2 separate regions of the Mus musculus genome follow, and region 2 is linked to region 1. A link is a loop called in an ENCODE intact Hi-C map of the cell type or tissue named here. Cell type or tissue: heart. All regions are shown on one strand. Each heading gives the region's core, and the rest is flanking DNA. Links, peaks and the distances in the headings are about the cores only.

What was found. Hi-C counts contacts between places; a loop is a spot of excess contacts. Peaks named below come from ENCODE experiments on the same cell type or tissue, not always from the same donor. Only the 100,000 strongest peaks of a DNase experiment are listed, where the experiment ranks them.
Region 2: it touches region 1 in a loop (2.4-fold over the local background); 4 of 42 quality-filtered maps call a loop at or near these places.

The regions. Positions count from the first base shown.
Region 1 is chr5:30,225,704-30,236,639 of GRCm38, forward strand. It overlaps Selenoi (selenoprotein I), which reads left to right and starts at 6,878. Exons shown (of 10, transcript NM_027652.3): 1 at 6,878-7,112. The coding sequence starts at 7,056. In heart, for the core only: CTCF peaks have their summits at 5,401 (motif pointing right) and 6,930; a DNase peak (open chromatin) is centred at 6,818; H3K4me3 peaks cover 2,870 bases; H3K27ac peaks cover 1,921 bases.
Region 2 is chr5:30,149,384-30,160,319 of GRCm38, forward strand. Hadha (hydroxyacyl-CoA dehydrogenase trifunctional multienzyme complex subunit alpha) reads right to left here and starts at 5,597. Exons shown (of 20, transcript NM_178878.3): 1 at 5,499-5,597. The coding sequence starts at 5,565. Hadhb (hydroxyacyl-CoA dehydrogenase trifunctional multienzyme complex subunit beta) reads left to right here and starts at 5,870. Exons shown (of 16, transcript NM_145558.2): 1 at 5,870-5,956. In heart, for the core only: CTCF peaks have their summits at 3,461 (motif pointing right), 5,637 and 6,450; DNase peaks (open chromatin) are centred at 5,618 and 5,858; H3K4me3 peaks cover 2,734 bases; H3K27ac peaks cover 2,023 bases.

The sequences.
Region 1 (10,936 bases), core at 1,009-9,008:
ATTTTTAAGTGGGTTTCTTACTGTTATTTGTGGAAACACAACAGATTGATTTTGGGCAAACTGTAAAATTGGATGTTTTGGATAATGGTTATCTATTTGTCCTGAAAAGGAGGTAACTAAAACTGCCCAATCATTAGATGTGGCTGCCAAGGTTTGAACCTGTGCAGCGGTATAAGGTACAATTAAAAGATATGGACTTCGCCCAAAGTGGGTGATTGCTGCTTTTAGGCCTTTAAGGGCAAGCTGTGCAATTGCATCAGGATACCAATCTATTATTTTAGCTGGGGATACGTTTGGATGGATCCACAACAATGGCCCATTCTGCCACAAAACTGCGGTTGGCAATTGTGCTGTCTTAAAGACACACAAACTGAAAGGCTGCGAATCCTCAATACGTTGTAATTGTGCATTCTGTAAGGCATTTTCCACTTTTTGTAAGGCCTGGTTAGCAGCTAGAGTAAGAGCCCTAGGGGAGGAGATATGAGGATCTCCTTCTAAAATACCAAACAAAGGCCTTAACTCAGCGGAAGGAATCTTTAAAAAAGGTCTGAGCCAATTAATATCTCCCAACAGCTTTTGAAAATCATTTAAGGTATGGAGGTGATCTCTTCTTATCTCTACCTTTTGGGGCACAATCTTATCTGGGGACACCACAGAGCCCAAGAATTGTCCTGTATCAGAAATTTGGACTTTTTCTGTGGCTATCTGTAAACCCCACTGACTTAAAGTTTTAAGTAGAAAAGGATATGCCTTTTGTAGCATGGTAAGGTTTTTATGGCACAGGAGGATGTCATCCATGTAAAGGAGCAAAATTAAAGAGGGGAATTGTTCCCTCACTGGCAAAAGAGCTTCTTGCACATAAAGTTGGTACATTGTAGGACTATTGGACATTCCCTGTGGTAAGACCTTCCATTGATACCTCTTATCAGGTTCCATGTGATTAATAGAGGGGATGGTAAAGGCAAATCTGGGCCTATCCCTTGGACACAAAGGTATAGAAAAGAAACAATCTTTAATATCTATAATAATTAAATTCCAGCCACGTGGTAAGGCGGAAAGTACAGGGAGACCCCTCTGTACCGGGCCAAATAAGTTCATTTGCTCATTAATGGCTCTGAGGTCATGGAGCAGTCTCTACTTTCCTGACTTTTTCTTAATTACAAAAATTGGAGTATTCCAAGGTGAGGTAGAGGGTTCAATATGGCCTAGTTTTAATTGTTCCTCTACCAGTTGAATCACAGCTTCCAGTTTTTCAGAGGATAGGGGCCATTGAGGAACCCACACTGGATCCCCTGTTTTCCATGGTATGGGTCGTGCTGCCCCAATGGCCCCTAAGGAAAACCCAGACCCTGTCTGTCTTGGTTTCCATTAGGTGAGATGGGCTCTATCCTTCCCTGTTCTTGATGTCCTAACCCTTTTCCTTCTTTATAACCCATCTTTGCCATGATATTTTTTGCTTTAGCTGAATACCCTCTCGATGGGGCGTTTTCATTGGACAAAATAAGGCCCAAATGCTGCATAATATCCCTTCCCCAGAGGTTAACCGGGAGTGGGAGCACATAAGGTATGAATTTCCCTTGCTGCCCTTCAGAGGATTCCCACGTCAAGGCAATGGAGCTTATAGTGGGACATGATTGATAACCTAGGCCCTGTAATGAATGAGATGACTCTGTGGTGGGCCATGCTTTGGGCCACCAATGTGTAGAAATTATACTTTTATCTGCTCCGGTATCAAGGATGCCTTCAAACTCTTTTCCGTTGATCTTAAGGCGGAGCTTAGGTCTATCATTCAAAGATACAACCAAATAGGCAGAATCATTTCCCGAGGAGCCCATTTTCTTTATCTCAGGTCCTGCAAATTTCTCCCTGGTATTATCAGGGAGGAGCAGCAGCTGAGCTATCCTATCTCCTTTACTAATAGAAAAAACGCCCTTAGGGCTTGAGCACAGGACCTGTATTTCAGGGGAATGTTGACAATCCATAACTCCAGGGTGGACTACTAAGCCCTGCAAGGTGAGTGAACCCCGGCCGAGAATAAGGCCCATGGTTCCCGGGGGCAAGGATGGTATAGGCTCCACTGGCACCGGCTGAATACTCATTTGAAGCATTAATAGGAAGTCGGAGGCGGCACGCAGGTCCACCCTTGTGGGTCTTCCTGGGTCGCCTCTCTGACTGCTTCCTGGGTCCTGACAAACCGGTTCCCATATCTTTGAGGGCCCTGGGACCGAGCGCCCGATGACCCGTTTTTTGGCACATAAGCTGATTGATTATCAGGTGGGGGAAGGATTCTGCCCTTTATATCCCTCACAGAGCGACACTGGTCGGCTCTATGATAACCCTTGCCACACTTAGAGCAAAGAGTGAGAGTCCCTCCCTGTTTATCTGGAGCTCTGCAATCTTTCTTAAGATGCCCAGGCTTTCCGCAGTTAAAACATGTCCTCTGATCATTTCTGCCCATGGAGCGGTTTTGGGATTGAAGGATGGCGGCCGCTAAGCCTGCATTGGTGAGAGGTCCCCCAAGCTCCCGACAAACCCTGAGCCAGTCTTGTAAGCCTTTGTTCTTTCTTGGGGCTATGGCCGCTCGGCACTCCTTTGTGGCTTGCTCATAAATGAGCTGTTCTACCAGAGGTGCGGCTTGCTCTGAATCTCCAAAAATACGCTCTGCTGCCTCTGTCATTCTGGCTACAAAATCTGAGAAGGACTCCTGAGGTCCCTGGACGATCTTTGTTAGTTGTCCAGTGGCTTCACCTGCTCGGGAGAGCGCCTTCCAGGCCCTAATAGCCGTGGAGGAAATTTGGGCATAAGCTCCCCAATGGTAGTTTGTTTGATCAGCAGAATAAGCTCCCTGACCCGTTAACAAGTCAAAAGTCCAATCTCTCTGCTCTGGAGTCAAAGCAGCTGCGTTTGCTCGGGCCTGCGCTTGTGCAGCCTCTTGCCATAGAGCTCTCCATTCCATATATTTGCCCATACTAGGGAGAGCGGCTTTTACAATCGTTTGCCAGTCGGCAGGAGTTAGTGCCATGTCGGCAAGCCTGTCTAACTGCACCAAGGTAAAATTAGCATTGGTTCCATATTTACGGACCGACTCGGCAAGCTCTTTAATCTGCACATATTCTACCGGAGCGTGGACACGCCCACCCTCGGCTCCTTCAAAGACCGGAAATGGCTGTTGTATTTTCCTTTGTTCCTCTCTGGGAATGAATGAGTCTGCGCATTGCCTCTCTGCGCAGGGCTGACGCACTACGCAGGGCGGGGGCTCCGCATAGGGCGGAAGTGCACCTTGAAGCCGACTGCCCGGAGGCCAAGCAGCAAACTGGCCTTCGCCAGCCGCTTTTGGCTTTTTCCTTAACTGATTAGCTAGCACTTTATCTGGCTGGTACCCTTTTCTCTCATAATGAGCTGCTTCCTCCTCCAAGTCTGTTTCTTCAGAGGAGAATTCTTCATCTGCTTCAGAGCTACTAAGAGCTGGCTCCTTGAGCTCATCTAGTGATGAGTATAGGCTCCTTCTCCTAGAGACCTCCGCTAATTGATCTTTTTTTTTTTCTTTTTTCTTTTCCTTCCTTCTAATCTCTCCCCAGGTATTCTTACCTGACCTAAACTTTTCCTCGGGTTCAAGACCCTTGGAAAGGCCTGTATACTTATTTTGTGAACCATATTTCCTCTTTGCTCCTACTCTCTCTCCCCGCTTTACTTCTGATAGATTGCCCTGAATTTCATCCAGAATTTTTAGCCCTACCTTAATCACTTGATAACATGTGAAAAAGAACAAAAAGGCTCCTAACACTAGAAAAAGTTCAAGGCCAAACATACCTTGTAAAGCTATTTCCCACTTTACTTCTGATAGACTGTCTTGAATTTCGTTAGAAAGTTTAAGACCAGACTTACCTTGTAAAGCTGTACTCACTGGTACCCCTGTTCCCCAGCTGAAGAGTTCTGAATTCATGCAGTTGAATCCTTCTCAACAGTCTGTTTTATGGGAACACTTCATTACCATGACCCGCAGTTCTGGTTCTGGAATGAGGGATCTTCCTTGCGCCGGTGATGGTTAACTCCCGTCCCGAGTTTTCTTGTCCTGGGTTTTTTCGTCCTGGGTTCTTTCTTCCCGGATTTCGGCACCAACTCTTACACGCGTTCACGCGACCGGCCAGGAAGAACGCAACAAACCAGAATCTTCTGCGGTAAAAACTTTATTATTTACATCTTCAGGAGCAAGAGTGCAAGAGCCCCCCAAAAGCAAAAACGAAACCCCGTCCCTCTTAAGGAGAGTTATCCTTCGCCTAGGACGTATCACTCCCTGATTGGCTGCAGCCCATGGCCGAGTTGTCGTCACGGGGAAGGCAGAGCACATGGGGTGGAGAACTACCCTTGGCACATGCGCAGATTATTTGTTTACCACTTAGAACACAGCTGTCAGCGCCATCTTGTAACGGCGAATGTGGGGGCGGCTTCCCACAAGAGACCTTAAGGTCTGGCAAGATGGCTTAAAGGGTAAAGGCACTTTGGTGCCAAGCCTGATAACATAAGTTAGATTCCCCACAACTCACAAGTTGGGAGGAGAAAATCAACTGTGGAAAACTGTCTTCTGATCCATCCATGCTCACTCTCCCCCACAAATACATGTTATTAATTAAAAAAAAAAACTGGGGCAAAGTGAAATTGAATTGTTGAAGATCCCTCAGATAACAAGTATAAGATGACAAAGGCCAGACAAAGTTCTGTATTATTTCTGTTTAAGATCTCAGGATTTATAATTGATTCTAAGTTTTAACAACCATCCACACAGGAGAGGCAGTGAACCGCAACTACTCGCTGTCACAAAATTTAAAGCTGTGGGGCTGGAGAGATGGCTCAGTAGTTAAGAGTGCTGACTGCTATGCAGAGAGGACCAGGGTTCCTCCTGAGCACCCACGTCCTGAAGCTCACAACCGCCTCTAACTCCAGCTCCAGGGACACGAGATGGCCCCGGTCTCCTCAGGCACCTATACTTACGTGCACATACTCACACACATAATTAAAGGTAACAAGAGTCCTTTAAAACATTCAAAATTGTTCTTTAAAAAAATATTTCCTAGATTGCCTTTGGGGCAGGAGGATCATGAGTTTAAGTCAACATTGGCTACAGTGATTCTTCTTACACCTCAGCTCTCCAGAAAGCTGGGATTGTAGGGGTCCACAGCCACACTCAGCTCTGGTAGGGTGGTAATGGGGAAGGGACTGGTAAGGGTGGGTGGGACTGGGAAGAGAGGAGGGAGGGGGGTTGTGAGCCGATGTAAAGTGGATAATAAATGTGTAGCTCATGTACTGTTATTAGTTTGCAGTTGTGTAAGTTTTTAAAAAATTACTTTTTATTTTACACGTATGGGTGTGTGTTTGCCTGCATCCTGTGCATGCAGTGTCCTTGAAGGCCACAGGAGGGCATCAGATTCGCTGGAACTGGAGCTACAGATGGGTGTGAGCCACCTCTGGGAGTTGAACTCAGGATCTCCAGAAGAGCAGTCATTACTCTTAACGGCTGAGCCATCTCTCCAGCCCTATCCTGTCACTTTTAAATGTTTTTCCACAAGTAGTTAAAGTATTTTAAGTATGGTTTGTATTTCAGATGGAATGGTGCAAGGCTCATATTAAAAAAAAATTGATGACAAGATTCTTTTTGTCATATTTATATTGACTAGAAAAACTACATAGCAAAGATTTTATGTTGGTTTAATGGACACTTTATATGCATCATCTCATTAAGAACTGTACATTTTAGAGGTGGGTGTGGTGGCTCACACTTGATATTGATAATATTGTCATGAATCTGAGGTTAGTCTGGGCTGAATAGTGAGTTCCAGGCTAGCTAGGAGCTGGTATGGGATCCTGTCTCAAAAAAGCCGGAAACTGTGCTTAGCATATCTTAGGTCCTGACAGCAATTTGTTAAGTGAATGACTCCAAGGAACTTAAGTGGAGATTTCAAATTAATTGCCCTCATTCCAGGGAACAAGGGAACTATTAGACTCACTGATAATCTGTTTCTAATAGGGCTATATTTCTAATTGGGCTAACCATTTCCAACCAAATAAGTGCTTCTGGATAGGCATTGTAATTTGAATTTCTTGCTGGTACTGGAGAATACACAACTCCGGACTGTGTGCTAAGGGAAATGGGGCAAATGCCTCTCATCTCAAAGTTAATGGGTTGGCGATGATGTATGCAAAATTCTCTGCACGTAAGGCACGCAATAAAAAGTAGCAATTATTAAACATTTCCTATTATTAGACACATATTAACCACTGGTGACGTGTTCTTTCTACAATGCACTGGGCCCTAGTTGTAAAATCACTCCTTGTAAACACAGGGCCCCGTCGAGATTGAGAGATCAATGGTTTTATGGGGGAATCGAGGAGACTTAAGCAATTGGAATTCGCACCGGCTGAACCAGTGGAATTTGACGAGGCAGTCCAAGGTTCACAAGCATCATGGATCAGAAGGGACTGATTTTCAAGTCCCTTTGGATTACTCGATGTTTCCCGTTCGCCCGACATCATCATTTCAGGATCCCGAAGCTCCAGGCGCTCACAGCCCGCTGTGGCACACACCTGCCTCCGCCCTTCCCCTCGAACGCCCCCGTACACACTCACCCGGGCCACAAGATTATGCGAGCATCCCACACAATCACTCGGGGTTCCTATAGCAGAGACAAGAGCAAAGGCTGCTGGGAAGTTGACCTTTCACTCCTCCTCTTACTTCAGTTCACCTATTTTGACTCTGGCAAATGAAGCGACGAAGACGGTAGGAGGGGCGGGACTTGGCGATGGCCATCCCGTGCCGATTGGATTGAGGCGGTGCTGGGGGCGGGCCGTGTAAGGGGCGGTGTCCCTACCCGCGGGAGCCGCGGGGCTGCGCTTGCGCACTGGGTGCGCTACGCGTGCGCGGTGGGCGGAGCGCGCCTCTACCTTCTTTACCAGCCCAGGCTTTCCTAGCTCTGCACAACGCCGTGTGCTGCTCCTGTTTCATTGCCCTGTCGCGCAGTGTCGCTGCCGCTGCGGAGTGGGCGTTCAGTTTTCGGGTCGTCATGGCTGGCTACGAATACGTGAGCCCAGAGCAGCTGTCGGGCTTTGACAAGTACAAGGTAGAGAAGGCGAGCAGGCGGTCGCCCATCTCCCCCGCGCCCGGGCCGCGCCCTGGCCGGCGAGGGGCCGGCGCGGTCCGTGTCACCTTGCGCCTGCCGCGTGGCGCGCCGGCGGGCGTTGTTGAAGGGGATTCTGGGGGCGGGAGGTCGCGGTCGGGAAGCTTGGGAGCATCCTAGGCCGGCCGCCCGGTCTTGGCACCCCGCGGGAGACTGCCTTTTCCTTAGAGAGTGGGGTGAAGAAATTCCTTTCTCTCCTTTTCCTTATTAATTGTCACTGCGGCGGGTTTTCAGCCTTTCCCAGAGAGGGTGTTGTTCCCTTCTTTTGGTCGTCGTTTGAATGAGCTTCTCACATGCCTCTCAGTGCTTACAACTTCAGAGATCTGGATGGTCTTTTAGCGGATGCTAAGGGAGGGAAGTGACTTTTTCAGGCCTTAATGCAGATGCACTCCACCCTACCCCTGGAAAAGGGCTTTCACTGAGGCTCGTAGCGCTGGCACTGCAGGTTAAGACGTTGTGCACTAGAAGAAACTGTATAGTGCAAAGAGCGCGCGGGCTTTGGAGTACATAGAAACGCGATGCCAAAGTCAAGTTTCTTCTTTTGGCTTTGGACGAGTCGTTGAAACCCTACTCAGCCTCTCTTTTAGGCTCTTTAGCCTAAGTGTGAGTTTCTCTTGTGCTTAGTATATTGGAAAGGGTTGAAAAGAGTCTGGCACGGCATGAACCCCCAAGAAATGCTGGTGGTTCCAGCATTCTGGGGTTGCAAAATACAGATTTAGTAGTCCCCCCAGGGAACTACTGGCCATCCAGGTGTCTTAATGTGAAATAATGAGGTTTGGTGTTTCATCTTTGGTAAGCCTTTCTTGAGGGCAATCTGTTCCTTTATGAAATTAGTGTGTGCCGAATAGAATGTCCAAATGATGAGGCTAGTCCTGTGGGTAGTAGTCATCCAGGAAACATTTGTGCAATGAATTAATATTTTGGGGGGAAAAATCTTCATTTTGTTTAACTGAAATAGAAAAAAAAAAACCCAGGGGCTTTAGAAGGCCCTAGGATATTCTTCTTTGAAGCAGTGTTGGACCATACTATTCTGAATTAAGGTGGTGACTTACCTTAAAACTGTAACTGGGAAGGAAGAAATTGCAGAGCTTTCTTAGTGGCTTGGGTCAGAAGGCTGTTAACCCAGATACCTCCTGTGTGTGTTTGCATCACCCTCTTGGTTATCTGTGCTGCACTGCAAAGATTGGCAGCCAAAATATTTTCTTCGAAAATGAGTCTTGACTTTTAGAGCAAGTTTTTATAAAGTGGCAGCTTTATTCAGTGAGCCTAGTTTTCCTCACCGTCTTCTCTAGGTTTATAGTCCCAGCTAGATAAAAGTCTTATTTTATCGGACATCTCGGTGTGGTTTTCTGTGGCTGTCCCTTCCTTATCTGACTCAGCTCCTGTGTTTGACAACCGGTTTCCTATCGTTCTGGAAAACAAAGGTCAGTTTTGCAATCGTCCCAGCAGTCACTAAAATGTTGATGTTATTCTAGTTACAGTGAGGCTTTTTTTGGAGGCGGGATCCAAAATCAATCACAAATGTATAACCTTAAATTCTAGTAGAAGGCTCTCTGCTGGATGCCATACCACATTCATTTTAAAAGAATGAAACAGAGGCATCCAAAGGGAAAGAAAAATCTGTGTGGTCAGTTTTGTTGGCACGTGAAATTGCACACAGAGATCCTTTCTTTCTCATTGCCTTCTCATTGTGTGGTCTTCAGAGAGTACATGCTTTATAACGGATTAAGACACCACCCCCAAGCATGCAATCAAAATACTTAAAGAGGTTTTAATCGGGTGTGACCTTTTATAACAGAGCAAAAAAATACAGAGAAAAGAAATGACACTCCTATACCAGCTGGTGGAAAAAATTACTTTTGAACCAGTTTAATTTTTCTATCTTTCCTAGAGGTACATTTGAGAGCTACACGTGGAAACCTGGCACTTGCATATAGTAGCTGCTGAGAGGGGTGCACACAGAGAGGTAATTAGGTTTCTGTAGTAAGAAAGAGGTGATTTCCAGTACAGAAGAAAGCCTGGGGTGGATTCAGTTTTATATACTCTCAATACGTACGTCTTCTGGTGAAGTGTCTAACACAGTCCTATTCAGTAGTTAGTTTAATAATTGCTGGTGGTGTGTTAGGACAGGAGCTCTAGGTGGGCAGGGCTGATAGCTGTCTCGTTCAACATGATCAGTGTCTCCACAGTATCTTGAGCTGAAGAGATGCCCAGAAAATACTGAAGGAATGAAGATGGAAAGGAATAGAAGGCATTTTAATTAAGTCTGGTAGTAGGAGCTCTGTGCAGGGGTGCTGGAAGGCTTCTTTTGAATTTTCACTTTGAATATGATGAGCTAATTTAGAAGTACAGTTGTTCTGCTCCATTGCTTAATAAGGAGCTCAGACAGTTATGTTGAAGTATTCCAATTTGTAAGGTTCATCGTTCCTCGCTGTTTTCCATTTTCCTCTTGTTCGTAATGGACCGATACATACTGCTGAAAGACTCCATGCTTTAATGGTTTTTGTTTTTGTTTGTTTTTTCGAGACAGTTTTTTCTCTGTATAGCCCTGGCTGTCCTGGATCTCACTCTGTAGACCAGGCTGGCCTCGAACTCAGAAATCCGCCTGTCTCTGCCTCCTAAGTGCTGGGATTAAAGGCGTGGGCCACCACCGCCCAGCCCATGCTTTAATGGTTTAAACTGTTGTGGTTTGCTTAGTCGGACTGAGGGCACAGTTTTAATTTACAGTGTTGCAGCTAGTGTCACATTGTATCCTTTTGCTTTAGAGGGGAAAGAGTTAAGCACTTTGTTTAGTTTCAAGAGTAGAATTTCAGGAACTGGTTTCTGCTGTTGGGTAGTTAGTGAATGTAGATGATGACAACAACCTGATACAGGGAGTGTAGCTATTGTGGACTTACTACTGTTCCAGTTGAGCTTTAAAGAGTGATTGTATTTGCATCATGATAGCAATGCCAGAGGACCAGAATCCAAACTGGCCTTCGGTCTCACTGGGTCAAACTGTGTAATTTTATTTATTTAGCAAGCATTTATGGAAGATCTTATCAGGCACAGCACTGGGGTTGCAAAATTAAGCTAAGGTGAAATTCCTGACTTCAAAGAGCTTAGTTTGGTGGCAGATAGGGATGGGTAAACAAACCTTTATAATTAGTGAGTACAGATTGAAGTTCTAGGTGCTGTGGAAAGGCAAGGAGGCAAAACACACTGATGGGGTGGGAGCGGATGCTATACCTGAGGAAGACTTCCAAGGTGATGGAGGTAAAGGCAAGGCCAGGCTGGAAAGATGAAGACTGAGTAGAGAGGATGAAGAAGGGAAAGGCAGCCTGTCATGAGATACAGAGACAGGCCTGAGGGTTTCTGGGAACCATAAAATAAGGTGTTTGACTATAATGGTGGCAGGGCAGATGAGACTGGAGAGGGAGGCAGGCTCCTAGCAGAGTGGAAGTAATTTTGTTCTGAGAGTTAGTGTCTGTGGCCCATATTTATTGGCATCAGAATCATTTGGGGTGTGTGCTGCAGGGTGGTTACTCCCCACTAAGTGATTCTGATACCAGTAAGTCAATCAGTCAACCAACCAACCAGCCAGCCAGCCAACCTCTGCCCAGGAAATGTTGAAGACTTGAATATTATGGCAGTGGAGACAGAAAAGAGGGAATAGAGATTCTGAGTGTCTGTCTGTGTGTATCTGTGTCTGCTCCACTGTGCATGAAGTTCATGATCTCTTGCTTCTGTATCCAGAGTGTTGAGATGACAGGCCTGACACCACCGTG
Region 2 (10,936 bases), core at 898-8,897, 76 kb before region 1:
GCAGCCATTAAGACAGTAGCCGGACTCACAAGATGGTCCACATGCTATCATTCCTTAGCATTTGGGAGGCAATGAGACTCAAAAGATCATAGGTTCAGAGCCCGGGCAATCTGTTTTTTGTTATTGTTGTTTTGGTTTGGTCTTTATTTGAGATAGGGTTTCACCGTGTAGCCCAGGCTAGGTTGGAAATAAACACACACACATACACACACAGCCCAGTATGACCTTGAATTCTTGGTTTCATGATTTTCCTACCTTAACCTCCCAACTGCTAAGAGTTTTGTTTGGCCACTATAAAGTCTTAGCTGGTCTAGAAGAACTTGTTATGTAGATGAGGCTGGCCTTGAACTCAAAGCTATTCATCTGTCTGCCGTGATTAAGAGAGTACCTATCAAGGCTTAGTGCTGAGGGTTACTAAACCCAAAGATATAAGCTAGAGAAGTGCTCTACCACTGAGTTACATCTAGTCCCTAAGACTATCTCCTAACTGACACTAGGTATTTTATTTCAAAATAATTTTTGAGGAAGGCCAGCTGTATTGGTTGGCTGTGAATAACTCTGTCTGGCTTAGTATATAATTCCCATACTCCCTCCTCAGAGTATGGGAAATCTACTGTTTTGCTGCTAAGGATTATCCTGTCCAGAGTTCTAATTAACTGCACTTTGGGGAATCTTAGACCTGCCTTTCTCATGTCAGTCACATCAGTGTCATGACCCCTCCCACACGCAGCAGTCAGTTCTAATTCAGGACTGGGCTTTTCTCTAACAGTGACGAGGACTGGATCCTCTGCGTGCAAGCACACAAGAGTGGCCCAGTGCAGGGTCTTTCCAGCTAGATTCTAGGTAGAAGACAGGGAATCTAAGGGGAATTTTGGACAAACATTAAATTTGTTTGAGGCGTTGTTCTATAGCCCCTCCATCCTAAAGGCTTGTGTCTACCCTGCTCTAAGCAAGCTTTAGGTGATAAGCAGGTTGTTCTGGAGTAGCTCTGAGGCAACATCCCCTAAATGCAGCTTTTAGGGTTCTTCAGAACACCCTCTTTTTCTCCTTCATCTATACTCATGTTCACCTCAAACCGCCTGTCTATGCTCCTCTCTAATTCTTCACTCCCTTCTCCTGATCACTGAGTCCTAAATTTGCCTGACTATTCTAGGAAAGTTGTCCCTTTCCTTAGTTCCAGAAAAAAAAAAAAAAAAAGACAAATGTCACTTTCTTGATTAAGAGTTACACATGCAAACATCTGTACTCAGAAATGGCAGATGCCTTAAAGCATTGGTTCTCAACCTGGGTGTCTTGACCCCTTTGGGATCACATATCAGATGTGCTGTATGTATATCAGCAGGTATTTACATTATGATTCCCAACAATAGCAAAATTAGTTATGAAGTAGCAATGAAATAATTTTATAGTTGGGGGTCACCACAACATATAAAACTGTGTTAAAGAAGGTTGAGAACCACTGCCCTAAAAATAGTATCAACTAACTAATTACTTATTTCTTAATACTAAAACTTCAGTTCTTGGGGCTGGAGAGACTGCTCAACCATTAAGAGTACTGACTGCTCTTCCAGAGGTCATGAGTTCAATTCCTAGAACCACATGGTGGCTCACAACCATCTGTAAAGGGATCTGATGCTCTCTTCTGGTGTGTCTGTAAACATCTACAGTGTACTCACACACACACACACACACACACACACACACACATGCACATATATACATGAATGTATGTATGTATATACATATCTATAAAAATAAAATAAATAAATCTTAAAAAAAAAAAAAACCTTTCAGTTCTGATCATCAACAAAATGTGCAGGGCCCCCTTTCTTGGTGGAGCTTGCATCCCAGGGCTGCTCCAGGGCATGTGCTGAGGACATGGCACTGAATCAGCTCCTGTTCGGGGGACACAGGTGAATATTTGAAAATAGCTCAGTGTAGACTGTTTGCCCACCACACACACGGACCTAGGTTCAATACCCAGTTCTGAAAATTCAATTGTAAAGTACAAAGTCTAGTGGGAAAGCAGCATGGGATGGGGAATCTACCTAGGAAAGAGTAAAGTATCCCGAAGTAGGAATGGACTGACTGCTAGAGTCCAAGTAGGAAGGGGTGAGGTACAAAGACAGACAGAAGCCTAGCAAAGTAAGTATGTAAGTGATAGAATACAAATGCTGAAACAAATAACAAACCAACCAAACCAACCAACCCACCTAACCAAACAAACAAACAACAAAAAAACAACCTTCAAAAGCAACATGGTTGCAACTTTTTTCCAGGTGAGGTACTCTTAGCCAGCCCAGGCTAGCTAGAACTTGTAATCTTCCTGTCTTAATGGAATGCCCAATTCACAAGTATTTGTATTCCTCAGGGCAGAGTTATTATCTTAAAAATCAAATATTTGTTCTTTAAAGGTTGAAGATGCAAAGTGGGGTGTGGACACACACCTCTGAGGGCAGAGGGAGGCAGACCCCTAGGAGTTCCAGGCTAGCCAGATCTATTGAGATCTTGTCTCAATAAGCAAGCAAACAAATAATAGTAATAAAAAAAGAGCTGGTGCTCATTAGCCTATTGTTAAGCCATTTTAATTCCAGCCGACTAACTTCTCTTTGTGGTAAACACACTCCCACACACTTACACAAAACATACTCTAAACCAACAGAGACAAAAAGCAAAGAGAAAGAGCAGTAAATGAACAAACATTTAAAAAAAATCTTAACGACTATCAATTTAATCAAGCCAAAGTACAAGGTAACTGCTTCTGGAATCCAGCCTTACCCTAACAACAAAGCTTACTATACAGACGCGGTGTGAACTTTAGCCTACATTTTCAGTGCCAGCAAATGCAAAACCTTTGCCCTACTTTCTAATCATCTTCATGTGTAACTCAAGAAAATATCTACAAGGTCATATACAACTATAGTCAGTGGGAAGGGTTGGATTGTGCTGCACAACTTTGAAAACTGGAAACGTTACTTTAGTTTATAGAAATTTATAGCTTTTTCAAAATTCAACCCTGGGACAAGAAGTGAGAGTCAGATTTAAAAATAACTACTAATTGCCGTTCACTTCTTGTAAAATTGTTTTACCACTTACATACTTAGGAATTAGGAAAAGTAGGAATTAAATGGATATTAAGATCAACTTATGACTTTTTTGATAGTCATGTTAGAATAACAGTATTGTACAAGATCTCTTTCACAGTAAGTGCCATAGTTCATTAAGCATTTGGCAATGCCTCCACACACTCTCAGGGTCAAGGACAGACCTGCTGAGTCTAGACTCTAAATAGTAAATCAGGTGTACAGCTAATTTTAAATAGACTTTCCTGCATATTTTTTCAAAGTGCATAAGCTGGTATTAAAATAATCTGTAGCTATAATAGACTACATTTTCTTTTCTTTTTTTTTTTTTCTTTAAAGATTTATTTATTATACGTAAGTACACTGTAGCTGTCTTCAGACACTCCAGAAGAGGGCATCAGATCTCATTACGAGTGGTTGTGAGCCACCATGTGGTTGCTGGGATTTGAACTCAGGACCTTGGGAAGAGCAGTCAGCGCTCTTAACCTCTCTCCAGCTCTAGACTACATTTTCTTAATGAAAAAAAAAATACAACTTATATATTTAGATATGTTTCTATGTAGAAGTATAGGAAAATTTAGCTGTTAGCTTTTTATTACCTATGTAAAATGGATAGATTACAAGTTCTCAGCTATATATAGTCATTGCTTCTAAGGGATAAAAAACTAATAACATTTATTGAGAATGTATGCCTATGTGTTATACCTAATATAACTTCTTTAGATTTAACATGATTGACTCCATTTTACCAATGATAAAGATACTGAAATTAATTCCCAAGGTCACTAGAAGGTAAACTGTAGATTCAAGCCAGATGACAGAGTCCGTATTTAATGCTTTTAATTGCTCCATCATACTACTTCTCCTGTCAAAGAAAAAAAATCACTCTCATTCATTTCACAGATGGGAAAAGAAAGCCCATTTAGATGAAAGGGCAAAGTCAACAGCTAGCTAGTGACAAGAGAACATGTGACCCAATCACCACTCCAGTGCTAACCTGGCTGCCAATTCATGAAAGTACCTTACATCAAATACAGGACCATAGGTGCCTTTTTTCCCCTAAAACTGTTATAAATGTGGAAAAGGAAACACAACCAAGTGCAAACAGGAGACATAGAGATCGATGGATCTTTCTTTCTTTCTTTTTTGGTTTTTCCGAGACAGGGTTTCTCTGTATAGCCCTGGCTGTCCTGGAACTCACTCTGTAGACCAGGCTGGCCCTGAACTTAGAAATCCACCTGCCTCTGCCTCCCAAGTGCTGGGATTAAAGGCGTGTGCCACCATGCCCGGCTCTTTTCTTTTTTTTAAAAGACAGGGTCTCACTGTGTAGCCCTGACTGGCCTGGAACTATGTAGACCAGACAGGAACACAAAGACCCACCTAATATTAAAGGTGAATTAGCACCCAGTCCACTTCACTTTTTTTTTTTTTTTAATTTTTTTTTTTTTTTTTTTTGGTGGGTAGCAATTTTGGCTATTTACACATAATCGATCTATGGAGGTTTTTAAAAAAGTAGAAAAAGATTCAATCAATTAAATGCCAGGGGAGGGTAAGAGAAGTAAATTCTACACGCATCCCTTTTTTTTTGTGAGGAAAATTAAAGTGAATTCACGTTACAAACTAAAGTCTGGGAAGTAACTAGTATCAAGTATGATACACAATGAAGTTACATTTGCCCTTACAGATTTGGGATGTCTGGGAAAAGGCTGTTTTCTAACAACACCCCTTTAACCCTTTCACTGCCAGCTTGAAAAGGAATGCAGTTCCTGGAGCCTGACTGGGAATCGACAGAAATGAGATTAGAAATAGTTTCTAAGTGATCAAAAATTTTTTTCCTCATCAAAATTTCTTTGCCTAAGTCGGAGAACCTCCAGTTTCAACCTTCTATACATTCAAACTAAGATTACTGAAGTGGGAGAGCTGAGTTCTCTGGGGGGGAAAAATGGTTTTGACGGAAAAGATCAAGGAGTGGCATTGATCTGTAAGGCTAGTAGTCAATGTCACCGAGAAGGCTGATAGATATCTCTTATGGCGACTAACATGTAGTAGAGCCTCAAAAATGTGACAGGTCTTACTTAGTCCTCCGAACTTAGCGGTGTCAGGGCCAAGACAAACATTAAGGGAGACAAGAGGGGCGTGAGCTCAGGGCTACAGCAGAGACCTGCGCAAACTGCCAGACTAAGTGGAAAAGACTCAGGAAAGTTAGGGGAGAGCCTGACACTGCCGGAGCAGGGCGAGAGAGGGTGTGACAGTTCCTTTACAAGGACACAGGAAATAGGGTCTCGGAACAGTAGCCCCATTTCCACGGGTCCCGGGAAAGGGGTGGGAGGCAGACAGTGAGAGGCAAACGCTGCTCCCCGCCGCCCCAGTTCCTGAAGGCACTCCGAGACTCTCCCGAGCCCTCTCCAGGCTCACCTCTGGAGCGTAGGATCCTGAAGGCAGAGAAGCGACTGAGACTGCCAATCGCCCGGGACGCCACCATCTTGAGCAGAAGAGGACGAAAGCTCTTCTAGTGGGGGGCAATGGAGCCGAGGGCTTTTCTTTTCTGAGCCTGTCCGGCAGGGTGTCCTAAGTGCCGCCTTACTAAAACGCAGACTCTGAGTTGCCACCCGTCCTGTCGCCCTACCTCTTGCTCTCAACTAAGCGAGCCGAAAGGATGATTTCTCTGAAGGTGAGACTAAGGACCTCCGAGGAGAGGGCGGAGTGTCTGACTTTCTGCTCAGGCGTTCAGCGGGCAGCCCGTAAATGCCGCGGTGATGGCGGGCGGGGCGAGAGGGGGTCCTTGCGGAGCGGGAGCCGCCCCTCGGCGTGGGCGGACGTTTGTCAGTCTGGACTTGACCTTGTTGGCAGCGGCAGTTTTCGCGGACTCTAAGGTGCGGCAGCGCGCTTCTCGGTTTTCTTCTGATTTCCCCACAGGCAGGTGCCACTTTGCTCCCGACTCTTCTCGTCGATGCCCGCGGCCGCTTCCCTTTGCTGTGAGGGTCGAAGTCCCAAGAGCGGGACAGGCTGGTCCAGGCCTCCAGTGCGAACCGCCTCAGGGCGGGCGGTGGTCGCGTTCTCGCGTAGCTCGCGGCAGCGGTGTCTTCTGTCTGCATTTGTCACTTCAGGTTTACGAATGGATTGCGTGTGTGTGAAACGCTGGGCTGTGTCAGAGCGGTGTCGTTTCCCCTGTTGTTGACCTGTCTAGGCAGTCTGGCGGCTGTAGAGATTGAGAACGCGTCGTTAAGTGCGGGTCTCGGGGGTGAAAGCAGCCAAGACAGTCCTCCAGTCTGCTTGGTGATCCAGGGTTCACGGACATTTTCTAACCCAGCAAACATCTGGGCAAACCTGCCACCCCTCACTCTTTTTTCTGTGAAGTAGCCGTAGCTAGTGACTGAGACTGCGCCACAGGTGGTAGAATTAGTCTAGAACCTAAGTCTACTTTTAATTGAGAGTTCAGCTCTTCTGGGCGCCAGGGTGTGAGTTGTTTGTTTTGGTGCTGGAAAGATGAGCCCTGAAATAAACTGATTGTTTTCAAAAGAAAGTAAAGTCAGCTTCCGGTGTGTGCACCATTTTGTTTAATACGCACAAACCCCACGTTTCATTTGCACTTTCGGTGACTTGACAGGCTCAGAAAGATTATAATACCTTCTCTGTGGCAAGCCAGGATTCAAACAGAAGTGGCACTTGCTAGTTAATTGATTATTCTGCCACACAGGAAAGAAATGGCTAAAATGATTCTAGAAAGAAAGGAGCGTCCTGTTTTAAAGCTCTAGTCAAACTAAGTCTTCCACCACCAAGAACACTTTAAGCTGGTACTAAATGACCACTTCGGAGTAAATTGCAAAAAAGGAACCCTTTTCCCATACCACGCCTTCCACTACACCTATTTCATATCCTTTTTTTGTAAAGAGCCACACAGAAAATAGTTTGTTTTGTGAGCCCACCCTGTGCTCTGTTACATACTTGTTTTGTGTTGCCTGCAGCTTTTTATCATTTTTCCTAAACTAGAGATGGAACTGACAAAAACGGAACCATTCACACACATACACGTTGCAACTCTTTGAAGGTGTAAAAACCAGAGCTGGTAGAGATCTTGTTCATATGGGCCCTGGCTTCACAGTTAGCCCTTCAAAATTGGGGGGTGGGGGGTGGAGGGAGGGGGAACGACCCCAAAAAACAAGAAATCATGTGAAAGAAAAACACTTTTATTGAGGGTTTTGGGTTATATTTTGCTAATGCTTGATTTAAAGTGCCTTTTTTTTTTTTTTTTTTTTTTTTGGTTTCCTGCATTCTCGGTGAAATTATGAGATCTATCAAGTACAAAGGTTTTTTTGTTGTTGTTTGATAATTAGCACGTTAGTGCAAAGGCTTAGAGGAGAACTAAGTATATTTATATCTTCACCCACTAATAATAGAAAACACATAAATAAACCTTTCTAGATAAAAGGCAACATACCTGTATTTAGGTGTCTATTTAATTATCTCAACAACTCTAAAACTGTGTACATTTTACTAAAGGGCCAGAAACAGAAACGTTAAGCAACTTGCTTCGGGTCCTACAGCTGCAGTGAGGGAGGCTCTGATTTGCACTTGGAGTCTGTTCTTTGATGTTGTAGTAACTGTCAAGTCACCCCATCTTGCTTTTATATTCTTCACCTACCCTTCTTTCTCTTTTGTCTTCCCATGTGCCTCTGTGCTACCTAAGCCTAAACTACCCAAGTATTGACATGTTTTGAATACTTTTCTGTTAAAATTTCTGTATTTCTGAAGCTTTGTAAATGACAACAAAGGCCAGCCTTCCAATACAGTAGTATAGTTTTTTATTTGTTTTGTTTTTGTTTCGGCTTTTTTAGTCTGGGTCTCTGTATTATGTCCCTCTGGCTGTCCTAGAACTGGCTAATTCAGGCTGGTCCCACACTTATAGAGATCTGCCTGCCTCTGCCTCTTAAGTGCTTAGATTAAAGGCGTGTACCATTATGGTATGTGCTGCCTAGTGTGTATCACCTGGTGTACAGTCTTGTAGTAAGCCTTTAGTTTTTGCATTTTTATTTAATATGCATTATGGATGTCAGTATAAACATGCATATCTTGTTTTATTTTCTCCCAAACTCCTGAATATTCAAGATATATTTATGATACAGATCAACTATTTCTACTGATCTGCATTTATGTTAGTCCCAACTATAAATAGTTCTATAATGAGCATTTCAAGTATTCCTATAGAAACCAATTAGAGGAAATTTAAGATTCAGAATTCACAATCTGGAGCCAGGTCTGTAATCCTAGCACGCAGAATGATAGGCCATAGGTTCAAGGCCATCCTGGGTTAAATAGTAAGTACCAGCCTAACCAAGGCTGCCACACTTAAGCCCTGTCTAAAATAAGAAAACCCCGACTGTTTGTAGTTTGATGGGTAGCACAGGCACCTAGAGGACTAAGTAACCCAGGAAGATGATGAGTTTTAGGCCAGCCTAGGGTTCAGAGCCAGACCTTGCCTCCAAGTAACATGTAAATAGAAGTATTTAAAGATTTTTTTGTTAGTGTGGATATTTTAGTTTGATTGATTCTGGGGATCAAACTCAGGGTACATGATGGAAAAATGCCCTGCCACTGAGCTGTACTCTAAGCCCTGGGGATCTAATTGCTTATGAGAGCTACTAATTTCCTCATTTTTGCTTCTGATCTGCATATCAGGCAGGAACCTGTTAGTTGCAAATCATAGAAAATTCAAGTAGATTAGGGATTTATTAACTTCCGCACCATCAATGGGGGTGGGTTTCAGATAGAATCTGACCAGGGCTATTGTTTTTATTTTATTTTTTCATAAAACTTTTAGTACTGTCTTCTTTTACTGCCAGCTTTGTTCTTGGTAGTATTGTTAATGTTTGTGAAAGGAAAGATTCGTGTTTTAGAACTGTGGAACTCTAAACCTTGAATACTGGACTTGACTGCATCATCCCTACATCTGTACCCATGGTCAAGCCAAGGTGGTTGTAGGCCTTGGTCACGTGAACCTTTAATCTCTGCAGCAATGAACTCTGATTGGTTAAATGCTGGAGTTGGCCTGGATTCCATCCGTGTAACCCTCACTGACAACTAATAGTGGAGAAATGCGTGCCAGAGCAAAATAAGAGATTCCGGCACAGATTGTCCCCTTTGAACTTGAGACAAGCTCTTTGTGGATTATATTAACTCCTTTTTGCTTTATATGTTACAGGTAATTTTCTCTAAATTTATTTTTGTTTGTTTTTCAAGACAGGGTTTCTCTGTGTACCCCTGGCTATCCTGGAATTTACTCTGTAGACTTAGGCTGGCCTTGAACTCATAGAGATCCACCTGCCTCTGTCTACTGAGAGCTGGTGTGCGCCACCACTGCCAGGCACCTCTAAATGAATTCTTTGCTTTTGAACTCAATTTTAGTATTTTTTTGTTGTGTGTATGTTTAAAATGTTTTATTAATCAGTTCTGTTAACTCTTAGTTTATGGCTTCTAGATCCTCCTCATCTAACTAAGCTCATAAAGAGATAATCTCTGGTGTTGGTGGTAGCTTAGGTAGGTAAAGTGTTTGCTGTGCAAGCATGAGAACTGAGTCCCCAGAAGCTGGGTCTTACAGAAAGTTGGTGTGTAGCTTTTTGGGATTGTAATCCCAGCACTAGTAGAGAGAAGAGATCTAGGGATTTTTATTCAGCCAGACTAGCCAATTTATTGACAAATTCCAGGTTTCATGAGAGACCTTATCTCAAAAACTAAGGTGAAGAAGTGATTGACCTATAACCTCTACTTCCTTGTACACATATGCACACACACAGAGACAAACAAAGATGGTTTCTGATTTTTTGTTTGTTTTGAGACAGAGTCTCACTGTAGCTCTGGCTGTGTTAGAACTTACTGTGTAGATCAGGCTGACCTCAAAATCATAGAGGTCTGCCTGGCTCTGCCTCCCAGGACTGGGATTAAAGGAACGTGCTATCTTGGTCCACTCTGGTATTTTTATATTTTTTAATGTTTTAAGATTTTTATTTACATGGCATTTTTTAACTTGTAGTATGAACTATGAATCTTATTTTTCCAAGTGGTTAGTAATTTCCCAGCAAATTTATTGGTCAAGCCATCGTTTCTTCATTTACTTTAAATTCTGTACTTACATATATTATAGATTGTAATATCTTTAGATGTGCTTGTAAGCTGTCATACACTTTCCGAGGGTTAAGAATCTGGGGCTACTTTTCTGGGTTGTTCTGACTGGGGTTCCTTAGGGGCTTGTCATCAGCATGCCGGGCAGGCTGTGGTCATCTGAAGGGTTTCCTACACCAGAGGATCAGCTTCCAAGCTCAGTCACATGGCTGTTGGCAGGAAGCATCCGTATACAGACCTATCCAGACAGGCATCTCTGCTCGCCTGCTGGCGTTCCTTGTAGTGATCTGAGAGACTAAGATAGAAGCAGCAATATTATTTCTCATAGTTTGATTTCCGAAGCAGTGCCATCACTTCTGACAAAGAGCAGTACAGTGTGGGAGGTAATCACACCAGACTACAAAACCAAGAGAGAGATACTGAGGTCAGCTTGGAGGCTGGCCACTACAGCCATTATTCGTAAATCGTAAGTTTTTCTTACTTACTTTTTAAGTATATTTTTTAAAATTAAGAAATTAGGTCAGTGAGGTGGCTGCATTGGTAAAAATGCCTACCACCAAGCCAGAAGGCCTGACTTTGATCATGGAAGCCCTTGGTAGAAGGAGCGCTCTTAATTTCCACAGGTTGTCCAGTGACCTCCATTTGGGCACAGTGGTACATGCACACCACCCCCTAGCTAACAATTATTATTTTTATTAACATTTATTTGGGAGGAAGGCTCATGCCACTCATGTAGA